Regions from separate parts of the Homo sapiens genome. Here region 2 is linked to region 1. Evidence: read pairs that join two places in POLR2A ChIA-PET (ENCODE). Cell type or tissue: Panc1. All regions are shown on one strand. Links, peaks and the distances in the headings refer to the core of each region. The heading gives the core; the rest is flanking DNA. Region 1 overlaps CCDC163 (CCDC163 homolog). Region 2 holds the start of HPDL (4-hydroxyphenylpyruvate dioxygenase like).

Region 1 (9,536 bases), core at 830-3,329:
TGTCCTGGAAGGTATCTGGCCAGTTATTTTCTTCATATACACAGCTTCATATGTATGCACACAATTTTGCCACACACCTGTTGTGTGTGCACATGTGTCTTGTTTTGCAAGTAGAGTATCTAGGGTCTTGTGAAACTCTTAGAGAGGATGATCCCTAACTTGTCCCACTACAGCATCACTAAGGTTGCTGCAGGGGGCCCCAAAGGGGAGTGCTTTTCTCCTGGAGCAATGCCTGGAGGAGCTGAGAAAGGAACTGCAGGGCCTTCAGAGCCAGGTGTGGGAGCAAACCCAAGCCCAAGCCCAAGCCCAGATGCAAACAGGACCAGGAGAATGCAGTACTACCAATGGCCTTCCTCAGGAGCTGCAGACTGAGTAAGGGATAGTCAAGACCTTGCCTTCTTTTTTTTTTTTTTTTTTTTTGGGTTTGTTTTTCTTTTATTGATCATTCTTGGGTGTTTCTCACAGAGGGGGATTTGGCAGGGTCATAGGACAATAGTGGAGGGAAGGTCAGCAGATAAACAAGTGAACAAAGGTCTCTGGTTTTCCTAGGCAGAGGACCCTGCGGCCTTCGGCAGTGTTTGTGTCCCTGGGTACTTGAGATTAGGGAGTGGTGATGACTCTTAATGAGCATACTGCCTTCAAGCATCTGTTTAACAAAGCACATCTTGCACCGCCCTTAATCCATTTAACTCTGAGTGGACACAGCACATGTTTCAGAGAGCACAGGGTTGGGGGTAAGGTCACAGATCAACAGGATCCCAAGGCAGAAGAATTTTTCTTAGTACAGAACAAAATGAAAAGTCTCCCATGTCTACTTCTTTCTACACAGACACGGCAACCATCCGATTTCTCAATCTTTTCCCCACCTTTCCCCCCTTTCTATTCCACAAAGCCGCCATTGTCATCCTGGCCCGTTCTCAATGAGCTGTTGGGCACACCTCCCAGACGGGGTGGTGGCCGGGCAGAGGGGCTCCTCACTTCCCAGTAGGGGTGGCCGGGCAGAGGCACCCCTCACCTCCCGGATGGGGTGGCTGGCCGGGCGGGGGGCTGACACCCCCACCTCCCTCCCAGACGGGGCGGCTGGCCTGGCGGGGGGCTGACCCCCTCCACCTCCCTCCCGGACGGGGTGGCTGCCGGGCGGAGACGCTCCTCACTTCCCAGACGGGGTGGCGGCCGGGCAGAGGCTGCAGTCTCGGCACTTTGGGAGGCCAAGGCAGGCGGCTGGGAGGTGGAGGTTGTAGCGAGCCGAGATCACGCCACTGCACTCCAGCCTGGGCGCCATTGAGCACTGAGTGCGGCCTTGCCTTCTTGAGGCCTTTGAACTTTTGGCATTTGTAGTGGGACAAGTTGGGGATCATCCTCTCTAAGAGTTTCACAAGACCCTAGATACTCTACTTGCCTTCTTACTCTGGATTTGTTGATTGACTTTAGAATAGCACTGCTGTCACTCCTGCAGTGCTGTGGGAGGAGTCAGAGATTATGCAGAAGGAATTGAAGTTGCTGCAGTACCAGTTGAGTAAGTAAAAGGTGGTTGGGGGCGAATATGCGTTTCCTTGTCCCCTTTTCTGGAAAGTCATCTTCTTCTTTTATTTATTTTTATTTATTTTTATTCTTTTTGAGATGGAGTCTTGCTCTGTTGCCCAGCCTCGCTCTGTTGCCTGTTGCCAAGGCTGTGTTGCAATGGCGCAATCTTGGCTCACTGCAACCTCTGCCTCCCGAGTCCAAGCGATTCTCCTGCCTCAGCCTCCTGAGTAGCTGGGATTACAGGTGCCCGCCACCATGCCCAGCCACTTTTTTTCATATTTTTAGTATTTTTAGTAGAAATGGGGTTTCACCATGTTGGCCGAGCTGGTCTCGAACTCCTGACCTCAGATGATCCGCCTGCCTTGGCCTCCCAAAGTGCTGGGATTACAGGTGTGAGCCACTGCGCCTGGCCTGGAAAGTCTTCTTGCTCTCCCATTAAGTGGCCATGGCTCCAACTGCCTGAGCTACTGAGAAGTGTGGCCAAGTATTTTGTTGCACTCTTTGTCTCTCATGGTGTGAGTTTAATCTCTTCAGTCAGCTTGGAAGCGTCCCAATGGCTGAGCCAGAATGTTTCTGTCTCAGTTTTTGGCAGCAGGCTGGTCACAGGCAGGGAGGGAGAAGGAAAGAAGTTGGGGAACAGCCCCCTTACATTCTCTCTCATCTGCAGGCCAGCACCAGGAGCTGCTGCTGAAACAGCTGGCTGAGGGACGACAGGCTCAGGTTGGCAGTTGGAAGGTAGGACTAGGTTCAGACTTGTCTCTGCATATTTCTCTATGGAGGACCTTTCCTTTCTCTGTCTATCCTGTTCTGCAGGGAGGCCAGGATACCCTCTCCTGCCCCTGTCTTCATTCCTCTCTTCCCTGTGCTGACTCTCTCTCTCTCCAGAGCTCTTCTTTCTAACCTTTCTGCTCCCGGCCATGAGAAACTATCCTTGCCGACATGAGGGTTCCAAGTGTGCTGAAGAGGACAGTCATGGGGAGGGAGAGAGGGAGAGGTTTGGTTCCACCTGAGCCCATGATCTGGCAGATGTTAGAGCAGTTGCAAAGTGGCCAGGAAGGCAAGGGTCATACCCTGGAGGCTACCAGGACAGAGGACCAAGATGCCTGGAGGGAGCACAACCTCCTTAGGTCAGGGGGTATGGGTGCTGTGCCATTGGAGGGAAATTGTCTCACAGGTCGGGCACTGGGGACCAAAGTTCAGCTATCCTAGATTTGACTTGGGCTTTTGGGGTAGTATGAGTATCTGGGTTGTATCCCATAAAGGCATTCTTTACCTGATAGAGAGTCAGTGAGGTACCTTTGTATGTTTGGATGTTACAGAGGGAGGAGAGATTGGCAGGGCGCGGTGGCTCACGCCTATAATCCCAGCACTTTGGGAGGCCGAGGTGGGCGGATCACCTGAGGTCAGGAGTTCAAGACCAGCCTGGCTAACATGGTGAAACCCCATCTCTACAAAAATTAGCCGGGCATGATGGCGGGTGCCTGTAATCCCAGCTACTCGAGAGGCTGAGGTGGGAGAATCACTTGAACCCAGGAGGTGGAGGTTGCAGTAAACTGAGATCATGCCGTTGCACTCCAGCTTGGGTGACAGAGTGAGACTCCATCTCAAAAAAAAAAAAAAAAAAAAAAAAAAAAAGAGGGAGGAGACCAGAGTCCTAGCCTGAGGAAGGAGGACAGTTCTGTGTTGGAAGGGCCCCCTTGATACATCATTATCTTCTCTGTTTCTGGTTCTGTTCCCCTTTCCAGGATCTCCATTCATGTTGTCCAATCTAAGCTGCCTCTGCCCACTACCTTCACCATGTCTGTTTCTTCATCCAGCTCTTAATTCAGTCTTCTGGACAGTAACAGTAGCTGGGAACTTTTATGGAAGCCAGGTAAGGATAAGGACAAGGATTCCCGTTTTGGGGGAGGCTAAATCTGAATGGTGCCTGAATGCCAGCTGCCTAATTATTTAACACTAGGTAGAATGGAGTCTCTGCCTTTCTGTGAACTCACTGACCTCTGTTGCTGTTTATCCTGTCAGTCCTCTATGTCCCTCTCTATTAGAAAGGCCTAGGGCCTAGTTCTATGCATATCACAATGCTTGCTGATGACTTGTTTTCTCTTCCCTTTTCTTTCCTCTTAGATCCCCAGAGGAGCACCCTTTCTAACCTGGAGCCCAGCATCTTTCAGCTCCATGCCCAGAGTCTTAAGCAAGAGGACCTATTCCTTTGGGGCCCCAAAATGCTCCTGAATGACCTGTAAGGACTCGTTAAGAATAGTAGGATGAAGGCTTCTTTGCCCACCCTCCCCTCCAAGGCCCTGTTTCTGGGCTGCCCGCCCCTACCTTCTTGAAGTAGCTATTATCTGTCTTATCTACTGAGGCTTTTCACTGCCTGCCCATCCTTGCCCCCCATCTCAGCTCACTGCAACCTCCGCCTCCCAGGTTCAAGCAATTGTCCTGCCTCAGCCTCCCAAGTAGCTGGGATTACAGGTGTGCGCTAATTTTTGTATTTTTAGTAGAGATGGGGTTTCACCATGTTGGCCAGTCTGGTCTTGAACTTCTGACCTCAAGTGATCTGCCCGCCTCGCCCTCCCAAAGTGCTGGGATTACAGTTGTGAGCCACCATGCCCAGCCTATAGCTGTACCTTCTGAGTGCAAGCTCAGTTGAACTTGGAAAGTAATGGGAGTTCCCATTCTGGTGAGTAGAATGAGGTAGGACACTGCTCTAGGGCAGTAGTGCTGGGGGATGCAAAGGAGGATGAGATATTCTGGTGGGACTTGGATCTGGACAGTAGGAGGCTACCTTTCCTCATCTCCAGCTTCTGCCTTTTTTTTTTTTTTTTTTGAGGCAAGGTCTTACTCAGTTGCCCAGGCTGGAGTGCAGTGGCATGATCTTGGCTCACTGCAGCCTCCGCTTCCTGTACTAAAGCAATCCTCCCACCTTAGCCCCCCAAGTAATAATATATGGGACTACAGGCACACGCTATCATGCCTGGCTAATTTTTAAATATTTTTTGTAGAGACAGGTTTTCACCATGTTGCCCAGGCTGGTCTCGAACTCCTGGGCTCAACTGATCCACCAACTTTGGCCTCCCAAAGTGTTCAGATTACAGGTGTGAGCTGCTACCATGCCTAGCCCCAGCTTCTACTGCTTGAGGCTCTCTTTGGCATCTCCACACATCATCCTTAGCAGCCCAGACTGCATTTCTGTAGCAGCCTCTTCCCTGGTCTCTTCTTTCAGTCTCTCTGCCTCTAATCCAGTGGCTTTAAGAATTTTTTGGCTGTGACTTCCAGTAAGAAATACAATTTACATTGTGACCTAGTAAATATGTGTGTAGATTTATTAACTGAAATAAAAATGTTATGATTTAATTTTTATCCTTAGTGGGAGTGATACACTGATATTTTCTATTATATTTCATTAAAAAATGCCTTGTGACTAATGATCCTGATCCTTTTCACTACTTGGACAACACGGAACATGAACTGCATGGGTCCACTTTGTTTTTTCTTTTTTTTGAGATGGAGTTTCACTCTGTAACCCAGGCCAGAGTGCAGTGGCGAGATCACAGCTCACTGCAGCCTCAACTTCCTGGGCTTAAGCGATCCTCCCACCTCAGTCTACCATGTAGCTGGGACCAGAGGCATGCGCCACCACACCCAGCTAATTTTTTGTACTTTTTGTAAAGACAGGGTTTCGCCATCTTGCCTAGGCTGGTCTTGAACTCCTGGGCTCAAGTGATCCTCCTGCCTCAGCTTCCCTAGTAGCTAGTACTACAGGCATGTGATGCCACACCCAGCTAATTATAAAAGGATTTTTGTTTGTAGAGATGTGTCTCACTATGTTGCCCAGGCTGGTCTCAAACCCTTGGGCTCAAGAGATCCTCCTACCTCAGTCTCCCAAAGCCCTTGGGATTACAGGTCTGAGCCCACACACCCAACCTCAACAGAAATATTAAATAGCAATGTGGAAAATTGTTATTTGAGCTGTCACCAGGTGGCAGCACATGATTTGTTGCCAGAAGAATGGTACCAAAAAGCCTTTGGTCAGGGGGACTGGGCTGGGGTGATCTCTCTTCTCCCTTCAGAGATTCTGTGAGCTACCAATTAATCTTCCTAAAACACTGCCCTGTTTAGTTTATGGTCCTGCTCAAGAATAGCTCTCACAGCATAAAAAACAAAAGACAAATTTGAATATTGGCATTTAAGCCCAACCCACATGCAGCCTCTTCTCTCTCCAATATCTCCTACCACACTTCTTTCTTTCTTTTTATATTTTTTTGGGACAGGGTCCTGCTCTGTTGTCCAGGCTGGAGTGCAGTGGCACCATCCACAGCTCACTGTAGCCTTGACCTCTGGGCTCAGGTGATCTTCTGGCTTTAGCCTCCCAAGTAGCTAGGACCACAGGTACATGCCACCATTTTGGGCTCATTTTTTTTTTTTTTTCTGTACAGACAGGGTCTCGCTATGTTGCCCAGGCTGGTCTCAAACTCCTGGCTTCAAGTGATCCACCTTGGCCTCCCAAAGTGCTGAGATTACAGAAGTGAATCACTGTGTCTGGCCATATTTTTTTTTTTTTTTTTTTTTTGAGACGGAGACTTGCTGTGTCGCCCAGGCTGGAGTGCAGTGGTGCGATCTTGGCTCACTGCAACTTCTGCTTCCCGGGCTCAAGCGATTCTCTTGCCTCAGCCTCCTGAGTAGCTGGGACTACAGGCACGCGCCAATACACCCAGCTAATTTTTCTATTTTTAGTAGAGACGAGGTTTCACCATGTTTGCCAGGATGGTCTCGATCTTCTGACTTCGTGATCCCCCTGCCTCGGCCTCCCAAAGTGGTGGGATTACAGGCGTGATCCACTGCTCCCGGCCCTGGCCATATTTCTTAAACTTTATGGCCACCAGGAATGCATACCACTTATACTCTTCCAGGAGGATGAAAGTCTTAAGATGTCTGAAAAGGGGTCTCTAACCCCTGGGAGTGCTAATACAGTAAGGCCCATACTGCTTGCTCTTGCCCTCCTCCTGTTCTAGTCTCTTCAGTCATGAGATTATGAGCTCCTGATGTCCAGGCACATGCAAAAAGTGAAGAAATATGTGCCTTGAACAGCTGGGCAGAATTCTTAGCTGGGAGCGGTGGCTCACGCCTGTAATCCCGGCACTTTCGTAGGCCAACGTGGGCCGATCACTTGAGTCCAGGAGTTACAGACCAGCCTGGGCAACATGGTAAACCCCGTCTCTACAAAATATACAAAAAATTAGTCAGGCATGCTGGCGTGTGCCTGTAGTCCCAGCTATCCGGGGAGGCTGAGTTGGGAGGATCATCTTAATCCAGGAGTTTGAGGCTGCAAGTGAGCCATGATCGCTCCATTGCACTCCATCATCCTGGGCGACAGAGTGAGACCCTTCTAAAAAAAAAACAACCAACAAAAACAACAAAAAATCCCAACTTATTCCCCACCAGCTTTCTTTCAAAATCTGTTTTCAAGCTAGCTGAAGTGTTACCTCCTCTAAGCTTTCACTTAACCGAATCTCATAGTCATGATTAATTGCTTCCCTAGCATTTTGTTTAGCTCTACTGATTGCTCTTACTATTTCAAGTCGGTATTATTGATATATTTTTTCCTCCTCACTATACTGAAATCCTGCAGGACGCAGCATTCTTACCGCTTTTCCTTACTCAGCTATACCTTGACCAACCCGAAAGCCGCGCCAGTCTAGTCCATTTTCTATTGGCTTTATCAATTACCAATCATTTCTGTGTTTAACATTTTTATTGGTCCATCTTGTGTTTACTGCCCCGCCCTCTAAGAGGCTCCTGGACTTGGGTTTCCCCCAGGTGTATTCCCTCCTCCTCGGTTCCGCCTTTCCCACACACTGCTTCTTCTGTTTTTACCTCGACTTCCTTCCTATTGGTTCCCTTCGTCCTCCGGAGTTGGCACCTACGGCTGTTGATTGGCTTTTCTGGACGCCCATTGTGCCCACCCTCATACCACGTGGCATTCCTAGCGCTAATTGGGCAATTCCACTACCTCGTTTATCAGGAGTTGACGGTTGACTGGCTACTCTGAGGGAGGGCTTGAGGGAGGGGCGTGGCCAGCCGAGACCCCGCCCCCAACCCCCCTGCTGGGCCGGGTAGGCGTTTCAGTCTTTCGCGGCCCGGGAGCTCAGCAGAGCTACCAGCTGCCCTGTTGGCTTCGCTGGTCGGATCGTCCTCCTGGCCCCGCCAAACAGGCGGGGGGAGCGGCCCCGACTGTGGGGCCATGGCAGTAGTCTCCTCGTTCGCCGCCGCCGCTAGCCTAGCTGAGTCGCCGGCTTCTGCGCTAGGGGCTCCCACCGCCTCCGCAGGCTAAGGAGCCGCTGCCACCAACGAGCTGTGAGGGTTACTATGCTCCCTCTTTGCCGCCGTCTCCTCCTCTTGCCCGCGCAGGCACCCCTCTGGCTGCTCAGTCCTGCCTCAGGTAACGTGAAAAGAGGACGGGGGTCACAAACCCGGGCATCCTGCCTGGCCCGCGCGCGCTGCCGCTCCACCTCCTCTGCCCCGGAGCAGAGGCGCCTGCGTCCCTCCGCACCCGACGGGACCCCTCGGCTTCCCAGAGGTCCCCCTCTCAGCGGCGGCGGACGCTCCCTTCCTGGCCGCTTTCCCCTTTCCTTCTCACTTCCCTCAGGCTCCCCGCCACGTCTGCTCCCCCTTAGAACCTGGGAACCCATTAGAAGTTACCTCGCTCGCATTAGGGATCTTTCGTTTTCTCGGAAAACTCTTGTTTCAGAGACTTCCAGCTCCCCACTGAGCGCCTCCCTGCTCGCATACCCGCTCCTGCCTCAGAGATCTGGGTTCCTTCACTTGACTTCCCTCCGATACACTCTTCCCTCGAAAACGTTCACCTCTACCCAGGAAAACAATTCCCTCCCCTCAGACCCTACTGCCTTCCCCCTCTTCTTTCCTCGCTTGTCATCGTCTCCCTTCCTTTCCCCTCTCTGCTTTTTACTCTTCGCTGTGAAGAGTGGACTAAGCCAGTGTTCAGATTTCGCTACAAGCGAAATCCAGGTTTGCGTAATTTAAAAGTCTTTAAATTGTATACCTCTGAGAAGAACTTGCTGAGGAATTTGGACTTCATGCTGCATGCATGGGGAGCCGTTGAAGGTTTTGTAAGCAGGAGCTTGGTATGATTGCATTATCTTTGGTGAAAATATAGAGGAAGGATTGAAAGTGAAGACCGTGGAGGCGGAAAGGCCAGGTAGGCAGAAAACGAGTGTGCTCATCCAGGCGGGAGGGAATGGCCCGAAATTCCAAGAGGTTTCAAAATAAAGTTGAGAAGAATAGTAGAAAGTTTCTGACTTGGCTGATGGTGTGAATCGGTAGTGTTAATTGAAATAGGGAACATAGTCTCTGGTTATACCACCCTCAACGCTCCTGATCTCATCTGAAATAGGGAGCATAAAAAAGCAATTTTGAGAGAAGGTAATAAATTTGGTTTTGAACAAGTTAAGTTTCAGGGTTTGTTTGTTAGTTTTTGTTTTTTTTGACGGAGTCTCATTCTGTCACCCAGGCTGGAGTGCAGTGGCACGATCTCAGCTCACTGCCACCTCCTCCTCCCAGGTACAAGCGATTCTCCTGCCTCAGACTACCGAGTAGCTGGGATTACAGGCATGCGCCACCACGTCCGGCTAATTTTTGTACTTTTAGTAGAGACGGGGTTTCCCCACGTTGGCCAGGCTGGTTTCGAACGTCTGACCTCAGTCAATCCGCCCACCTCGGCCTCCCACAGTGCTGGGATTACAGGCGTGAGCCACTGCTCCCAGCCGAGTTTGAGGTGTTTTGAAATATCACTGTGGGTATCTGGAAATTTGGGTCTGAAAATTGGGAGAAAGCTTGGACCTGGATACATAAATTTGGAGGGTCAAGAGAATATATGGGGGATATTTGTGTGCCTTAGTATGGAATGGTAATACTGAAAGATGAGAAGGGCTGTGGACCAGAAGGAGCATCATTGTTTGAAAGGTAATAGACACTGAAAAAGAGAGATTAAAGGA
Region 2 (8,746 bases), core at 45-2,544, 170 kb after region 1:
TTTTTTTTGAGACAGTCTCACTGTCACCCAAGCTAGAGTGCAGTGGCCCGATCTCGGCTCACTGCAATCTCCCACAACTGGATTAAAGCGATTCTCCTGCCTCAGTCTCCCAAGTAGCTGGGATTACAGGTGCCTGCTACCACACCCAACTAATTTTTGTATTTTTAGTAGAGACAGGGTTTCACCATGTTGACTAGGCTGGTCTCGAACTCCTGACCTCAAGTGATCTGCCCATCTTGGCCTCCCAAAGTGCTGGGATTACAGGCGTGAGCCACCACACCCATCCATGGGAGCTATCAGTTCTAATTGGGAGACGGATCAGGAAAGGCTGTTTGGAGGAAGCAGCTGGTAATCTTCGTCCTAGAAATGAATCCTTTTCTTCAGGTTTGGGAGGGGAATCAACCGTAGCGATGTTCTTTCCAGTCCCAAGAGTAGTGTGAGCAAAGGTGGAGCCCAGTGCAGGCTGCAGTGCTCAAGGAGCTGTGAGCAGTTGGTTTAGCTGGAAAGGTCAGCAGGGCCTGCTGGGTCAGTCAGGGTGTGAGCCCTAGGCTGCTGACTCATTTTAGGTGGAGGAGAGAGGAGTCAGATTTGCATTTTTAGGACAATTCGATTCCCTCAGGCAGCCTTTTGGAGGGTTGATTGATGGGGCAGATACTTGAGGCAGGATGAAAGCTCTACAGCATTCCAGGCTAAGCCTAGCTAGATCAGTAGAGTCGGGGAAAGGGAGAGAGGACAAGGAGAGGATTCTCTGCTCCCCCTCCCCCAACTACAAGGCCTCCCTCCTTCCATTTTTTCACAGGGTTCCAAAAGGTCCCAGGTGTCCTCTCCGTGCAGTCGGAAAAAGCCCCGCATGGGCCAGCAAGTCCTGGATAATTTCTTTCGGTCTCACATCTCCACTGATGCACACAGCCTCAACAGTGCAGCCCAGTGACACCTCTGAAAGCCCCCATTCCCTGAGAATCCTGTTGTTAGTAAAGTGCTTATTTTTGTAGTTATTTTATGTTGTATTTTTTTGAGATGGGGGTCTCGCTATGTTGCTCAGACTGGTTTCGAACTCAGGTGATTCTGGCCTCAAGTGATTCTCCCACTTCAGCCTCCTAAAGTGCTTGGATTACAGGCATGAGCCACCACGCCCGCCCTTTTGTAGCTATTTTGGACAGCCTTCCACCCTCTCCCTAGCCCCCTCACCCCTTATATCTGAGGGAGGGACCCAGAAAAGTGGTGACGTTCTGCTTGGTTCTGACTTTCTCTGGCTGAACTCCCAGCCAGCCCCGGGCAGATGGGGTTGGAGTGGGGGTGTTCTGTCCAGACTGATCTGCCCTCCAACCCCCAGGAGAAAGGCAAGGCAGCTACAGGGAGAACCTGCCAGTGGCTGACACACAACACCCTCTGTTTACGTCTCAGGTCAGCTCTAATTGGAGTGGTGGCATCACTCTGGAGTAGGTAGTTGGGCTCAACTCTCACCCAGCCCCTCCCCACCTGAGTGGTCGCTCCCTAGGGGGAGAGGAAGCACAGGAGAAGATTTGTTCTGTTTTAAATTCCTACCTCAAATACGAAATAATTTATTTAGGGTTATGTTACATACGGAGTGAAACAATACAGAAAAGCAAAGGGCTAATAATGACAGGATTTGAGGAGTGGGTGGGAGGAAATAGAATCACAGCGGGACACAGGGAGGACTCGAAAGTATTGGTTATGTTCTATTTCCTAGTGTGTAATTCTTTTATTGTTCTTTGTATCTTACATATTTATTATAGACTGTATATAAGAAATGTTTTAGTTTTAAAAAATCCCACCTCTTTGGAGCCCAATGAGAGACACAGCTTCTGGCAGGCACTGATGAAATGGAAGTCACACCTGCCCCCCGGAGGCAAAGCCTTTCACTAGTTGGGCCTCCTGCAGATGTTCCTCAGTTCTGTGCTGGTCTCCCCAGAGCTGCAGGACAGCTGGCTGCACCCAGCCCTGGGCATCCTTAGGCTTCCTGGCTCCTGGCAGATTGCTCCTGTACGGACTGCCACAGAGCTCTGATGTTGCCCTGACCAAAGCCAGTGGCCCCCTGCCTCTGAATCAGCTCCAGGAAGAAAGTGTCCTCAGTAAAAAGGGACTTGGTGAAGACCTGAAGCAGAAACTTGCCTTTATCACCATCTAGCAGGATCCCCTGTCGAGCAAGCAGATGAGGCTCGTGCCCTGCAGCTCGGATCTGCCTCTCCTTTCCTGGCTGCTGGTAGTATGCCCCAGGGGGAGCCAGGAACTGGCCTCCAGCAGTTGCCACCCCCTCAGTGGCCTCCACAATGTTAGGCGTATACAGCCCCACGTGCTGCAGGCCTGGCCCCTTGTGCCGGGCCAGGAACTGCTCCACCTGGTCCTGTCGTGTCGTCGCCCCCGGAAGGGACTCAGCCAGAACAAGAGTGGGGACAATGCTGCCCGGCTGGGCCTGCAGGGCTGTAAGCCTCAGTCCCCCAAGCCCAAACCCTGCTGTCATTTCGAGGCCCAGCTCGGGATCCTCACCTGGGCTCAGCGGCAAGTGGCAAAAGCCCAGGCAGTCGTGGAACCAGCGCAAAAGTGTGGGGGAGCTGCCGGGGGTGCAGGCCAAGGTCAGGTGGTCCACGCGGCTGACCCACCCGGGGCCAGGCGCAGAGGACACGGGCCTGAAGCCGGGTAGGAAGGGTCCGCGGTAGCCAGCGCGCTCCAGCAAGGTCAGGCTGAGGATGCCGGCAGGCGAGCTGACCACGGCGTAAGTGGCGGCACCCTGCGCGTCCCGCACGCGAACGGGAGGGACAGGCACGCTGCAGCCCAGCGCTGCCAGCTCCCGGGTTGCAGCGCCGGCGTCCGCCACGTCGAAGCACAGGTTTGTGGCGCTGGGCACGGCGTGACGCGGATCCAGGCCGTACAGCGGCTCTCCAGACCCTGCGCCCTCGTTCACCAAAAAGACCGCGTCGCCGCTGCGCAGGGCTAGCTGCCGCCAGCCGTCCACCTCCCGCGAAGCCAGGGGCTGGAAGCCGAAGAGGCGCTGCAGGTTCCGGGCTAGGGGCTGCCCGGCGGGCACGTGGAAGGCGATGTGGCACAAACGAAGGGCGGGCGCGGCCATGGCGCTCTGGACGGCGACCTAGACTTGTCCTTCTGGGGCCGCTTACTTGTGGTTGGGGACTTCGGGGCTCTCAGTCCTGGGCTGATCGTCCGGAGTTGGGGAGTCCGGCTCACCCCGCAGAGCGCGTTCCTCGCTTTCTTCCGGAAAGAAGTCACCCGCCGACCCCTGAGAGCTCGCGGTTCTCCCTGCAGCGCCACCCCAGCCAGGAGCAGCGTCTGGACCACCGGGTCTCAGTGAGCCGAGCTGCTGGTTGTGAGAACCACGCGGTGCCTGTGCTCGCGCCAAGCAGGAGAAAGAGGGCGGAGCCCGTGACTCCGCCTTTGACTCCCCACCCCCTCCCCCACACCCTGTCGCCTCGGATACTGCGGGGTCGCCGCGCTGCTCTTTCCCCGGGCCTCACGCCTGGTCACATCCTTGGGCACTGAGCCTCCCTTCCCCAGCCCAGGAACTCACAATGGCTGCCTTCACTCGGCGCCAGGCACTGGGCTCCCACTCATCCCCCCAACCTCACAGCGAAGGGACTCAGCCCGGGTTCAGGGAAAGAGTTGGAATTCTCTCTCCACAAGCACGGAATTTTTTAGCACTTTCATGTTTTTTCTTTAAGTTCTGGAGTTTGCCTCTAAGTCTTAATGTTCCCTGGAATACACACACACACACACACACACACACACACACGTTTATATGTTTTGAGACAGGGTCTCACTCTGTCACCCAGGCTGGAGTGGCACAATCACAGCTCACTGCAGCCTCCACCTCCTGGGTTCAGGCGATTTTCCTTGCCTCAGTGCACAAATAGCTGGGACCACAGGCGGACGCCACCACACCCAGCTAATTAAAAATAATTTTTTTTTTTAGAAATGGGGTCTTGCTATATTGCCCAAGCTGGTTTTAAACCCCTGGGCTCAAGCCATCTTTCCACCTCAGCCTCCCAAAGTGTTGGGCAATCTCTCAACCAGTCCTGTCTCTTTCTTCAATCACCCTTCTGTCAACATCATTTAACCCCTTGTCCCAAGCAAGATTTGGAGGAAAAATCTGACGGTTCGGGATCTGAAAGGAACAGCTGCCTGGCTGTCATTCCCCTTCCCCATCCTTTGAGGACTGGAACACAGGCCCTCCTTGCTCTTTGCAGCTTCCTGACTTGGCATTGAGCCAGAGATTTCTGTGGTGGGGGCACTTCTGGCTCTGAAACCCAGAATTGTGTGAGATGACTGGATTGAGGAATTTGTAGTCTTCTGGAACTTCAACTGAGTGGCCCTTGAAGGGTTAGGGAAGGGCATCCAAGAAGGGCAAAGGGCATAAGCAAAAACTCAGTAAGAGTGTGAGCCAGACTCTTAGAGGAGCAATGGGCCATGCTGTTAGGGAGGCATTTAGGATGAATGCCACAGTCCAAGGCATCACAAGAAATTTTTTTGTCAGGCAGCCTGATCTACTGGGTTTCATTGGCAAGAGGGAGAAGGATGTCATAGGGGACAGGGGCTAGCTGGATGTCATGGTGTTCAGGCCTGCAGGCAGGAGGGCAGTACCCAGGAGCTGGTCAGGGTGGTAAAAGGTACTTGGTGCTACTCTGCAGACCAGTGAATGTGAGGACATGAGTTCCAAAAGCCAGACGGACCTGGGTTTGAATCACCAGCAACACTTACTGTCTGTATGGGCAAGTTGCTTAACGCCTCTGAGCCTTAATTTGCCCATCTGTAAAAATGGAAATAATAGTACCTACTTCAAAGAGTTGTGATTAAGTGAGGTGGAGTAAGTGTTCAGTAAATAGTAGCTGTTGCTATTGTAGTTACTGTTTTTTTTTTTAATTAATTTTATTTTCCCACATATTCTAATATTTATTTATTTTAAAAAGTTTTTCAGAGCTGGGCACAGTGGCTCACACCTGTAATCTCAGCACTTTGGGAGGCTGAGGCAGGCGGATCACCTGAGGTCAGGAGTTCAAGACCACCCTGGCCAACATGGTGAAACCCCATCTCTACTAAAAATACAAAAAATTAGATGTAATCCCAGCTACTCGGGAGGCTGAGGCAGGAGAATCACTTGAACCCAGGAGGCGGAGGTTGCAGTGAGCCAAGATCATGCCATTGCACTGTAGCCTGGGCAACAAGAGAGAAACTCTGTCTCAAAAAAAAAAAAAAAGAAAAGAAAAAAGTTTTTTTAGAGATGAGGTCTTACTCTGTCACCTAGGCTGGAGTGTAGTGGCATGATCACAGCTCACTGCAGGCTCCAACTCCTGGGCTTAAGCAATCCTTCCACCTCAGTCTCCCAAGTAGCTTGGGACTACAGGTGCACACCACCATGCCTGGCTATTTAGTTATTGTTTTATTTTATCTCATGATACAATGCCAGTGGTACCTCCCAGAAGGTGTTGTGTGGCCTACTAGAGAGATGGGGACAGGGGCTTCACTGGCATGGGCCAAAGGCTAGGCAGCCTACTCAATGAGCAGCTCACCCCAAGGAATCCTGGGTAGTAAGAAAGGAAAGTAAATCTTGGGGGCCCCAAATCACTAAGCTAAAAGGAAAAGTCAAGCTGGGAACTGCTTAGGGCCAATCTGCCTCCCATTCCGTTCAAAGTCACAGTAAGAGTTAAAGAAAGAGGAAAGAAACACAAAAAGCAGCTCAAAAATCAAACCTGAGAGGGGCTTCTGGCTGATTTCAGTCAGGAGTGCTCTCTCTTACAGACTATTTATTTATTTATTTATTTATTTATTTAGAGATGGATTCTCACTCTGTCACCAGGCTGGAGTGCAGTGGCGAGATCTCAGCTCACTGCAACCTCCGCCTCCCGGGTTCAATCGATTCTCCTGCTAGCCTCCCAAGTAGCTGGGACTTACAGGCACGCACCACCATACCCAGCTAATTTTTGTATTTTTTTTAGTAGAGACGGGTTTCACCATATTGGCCAGGATGGTCTCAATCTTTTGACCTCATGATCCGCCTGCCTCCACCTCCCAAAGTGCTGGGATTACAGGCGTGAGCCACCGCGTCTGGCCCAGACTAACAGTATTTATTGGAGAGAGCTTGGAATGTTTCTGTGTCAGGGAGAAGTTTATGGTGGAGTTGGAATGTCTCTGGTTGGAGGGGAGGTTATCTTGAGGCTGACACCTCTCCAGCCGAAGGGGAGGTTATCTTGGGGCTGGCATGTCTCTGGCTGGGGAGGGGCTTGGAACGTTTCTGGTCAGAGATGTCATTTGTGGTTTATGGTCATGCTGACCTTAGCCATTAGGCTGATGCCCTTTGGATTTAGGCAGTTTTTGATCAAGGCAAAACTTAAAATGGCAGTGCTTGTCCAAGATGGCAGTGCTCCTGCTCCGTCAGTCCAGACTCTATAGTGATAAAAAGGACGGGGGCAGCCAGGTGCAGTGGCTCACACCTGTAATCCCAGCACTTTGGGAGGCCAAGGCGAGTGGATAGCTTGAGGTCAAGTATTCAAGACCAGCCTGACCAACACGGTGAAACCCCATCTCTGCTAAAAAAAATACAAAATTAGGCCAGGCGCGGTGGCTCACGCCTGTAATCCCAGCACTTTGGGAGGCCGAGGCGGGTGGATCACGAGGTCAGGAGATCGAGACCATCCTGGCTAACACGGTGAAACCCCGTCTCTACTAAAAATACAAAAAATTAGCTGGGCGTGGTGGCGGGCACCTGTAGTCCCAGCTACTCGGGAGGCTGAGGCAGGAGAATGGCGTGAACCCAGGAGGCGGAGCTTGCAGTGAGCCGAGACTGAGCCACTGCACACCAGCCTGGGCGACAGGGCGAGACTCCGTCTCAGAAAAAGAAAAATTAGCCAGGCATGGTGGTGCACGCCTGTAATGCCAGCAAGCTGAGAGGCTGAGGCAGGAGAATTGCTTGAACCCAGGAGGCGGAGGTTGCAGTGAGCCGAGATCGCACCATTGCACTCTAGCCTGGGCAACAAGAGCGAAGCTCCATCTCAAAAAAAGAAAAAAAAAAAAAAGGGCCGGGTACGGTGGTTCATGCCTGTAATCCCAGCACTTTGGGAGGTTGAGGTGGGTGGATCATCTGAGGTCAGGAGTTTGAGACCAGCCTGGCCAGCACAGTGGAAACCCCGTCTCTACTAAAATACAGAAATTAGCCAGGTGTGGTGGGCGCATGCCTGTAATCCCAGCTACTTGGAAGGCTGAGACATGAGAATCACTTGAACCCAGTAGGCGCAGGTTGTAGTGAGCAGAGATCATGCTACTGCACTCTAGCCTGGGTGACAGAGTTAGACTCTGTCCCCCCCAAAAAAAAAAAAAAAAAAAAGAGGGGCGGCATGTTCTTTCTGGCTACTTCCTTTTGACGGGGATGGAGAGTTTTCTGGTTTCGGATTGACTATAGGAGTAATGCCATCTGTAGATGTTTTGGGGTAGTTGTCTGTGAAATGGCCATGATCCTGTCAGTTAAAAATCCTTGAAAAAAGTTTATTAGGCAGGGTAAGAACATTAGTCCTGGGCATATTATTAGGAGATGGCCCAGGAATGGGGATGACTCATGCTACGATTTTGTTCCCAAACCAAGAATCCATTTGGTTGTTTTGGTATTCCCTTAGCTTTTTAGTTCTTTCTTGCCGAGACCAGCTCGGTCGGGGAGACCCTAACCCAGCGGCGCTAGAGGAATTAAAGACACACACACAGAAATATAGAGGTGTGAAGTGGGAAATCAGGGGTCTCACAGTCTTCAGAGCTGAGAGCCCCGAACAGAGATTTACCCACATATTTATTAACAGCAAACCAGTCATTAGCATTGTTTCTATAGATACTAAATTAACTAAAAGTATCCCTTATGGGAAATGAAGGGATGGGCCGAATTAAAGGAATAGGTTGGGCTGGTTAACTGTAGTAGTTAACTGTAGCAGGATCTTCTGCTTAGTTTCTCAATTCATCCAAACCGTATCCAGGCCATCACCAATCATTCTATACGACAAATGCTCCTTCTAACAACCCCACAATATCACCCCTTACCACAAAATCTTCCTTCAGCTTAATCTCTCCGACTCTAGGTTCCCATGCCACCCCAATCCCGCTCGAAACAGCCCTGAAAAACATCGCCCATTATCTCTCCATACCACCTCCCAAAATTTTCACCACCCCAACACTTCAACACTATTTTGTTTTATTTTTCTTATTACTATAAGAAGACAGGAATGTCAGGCCTCTGAGCCCAAGCCTGCACGTATTCATCCAGATGGCCTGAAGTAACTGAAGAATCACAAAATAAGTGAAAATGGCTGGTTCCTGCCTTAACTGATGACATTACCTTGTGAAATTCCTTCTCCTGGCTCATCCCGGCTCAAAAGCTCCCCCACTGAGCACCTTGTGACCCCCACCCCTGCCAGCCAGAGAACAACCCCCTTTGACTGTAATTTTCCACTACCAACCCAAATCCTATAAAATGGCCCCACCCCTATCTCTCTTCGCTGACTCTCTTTTCAGGCTCAGCCCACCTGCACCCAGGTGATTAAAAAGCTTTATTGCTTATACAAAGCCTGTTTGGTGATGTCTTCACACATACGCGCGTGAAAGATCTGACTTGATCAAATCCAAAGGAAAGTTCCAAATTTTGTGGAACAAAGCCTCTCAAATGGTTGAATTAAAAAAAAAAAAGAAAGGCGGTGTGGTGAGGGAGAAAAACAGCCAGCAAAAGGGAGAAAAGAGGACAGAT

Evidence for each region. Peaks named below come from ENCODE experiments on the same cell type or tissue, not always from the same donor. Only the 100,000 strongest peaks of a DNase experiment are listed, where the experiment ranks them.
Region 2: POLR2A ChIA-PET joins it to region 1 with 13 read pairs; 18 of 35 experiments call an interaction of 5 or more read pairs at or near these places.

Annotation. Positions count from the first base shown.
Region 1 is chr1:45,489,279-45,498,814 of GRCh38, reverse strand. CCDC163 (CCDC163 homolog) reads left to right here. Exons shown (of 5, transcript NM_001102601.3): 3 at 1,432-1,516; 4 at 2,192-2,259; 5 at 3,649-4,949. The coding sequence ends at 3,756. It overlaps TESK2 (testis associated actin remodelling kinase 2), which reads left to right and starts at 7,652. Exons shown (of 11, transcript NM_007170.3): 1 at 7,652-7,963. RefSeq lists enhancers at 7,364-7,658, 7,945-7,994 and a silencer at 7,495-7,714. In Panc1, for the core only: no CTCF peak of the experiment used is centred there; no DNase peak of the experiment used is centred there.
Region 2 is chr1:45,321,491-45,330,236 of GRCh38, reverse strand. HPDL (4-hydroxyphenylpyruvate dioxygenase like) reads right to left here and starts at 3,342. Exons shown (of 1, transcript NM_032756.4): 1 at 1,527-3,342. The coding sequence starts at 3,088. The coding sequence ends at 1,973. It overlaps MUTYH (mutY DNA glycosylase), which reads left to right. Exons shown (of 16, transcript NM_001048174.2): 16 at 800-995. The coding sequence ends at 931. RefSeq lists enhancers at 1-782, 2,131-2,240, 3,001-3,250, 3,261-3,310 and a silencer at 6,046-6,340. In Panc1, for the core only: no CTCF peak of the experiment used is centred there; no DNase peak of the experiment used is centred there.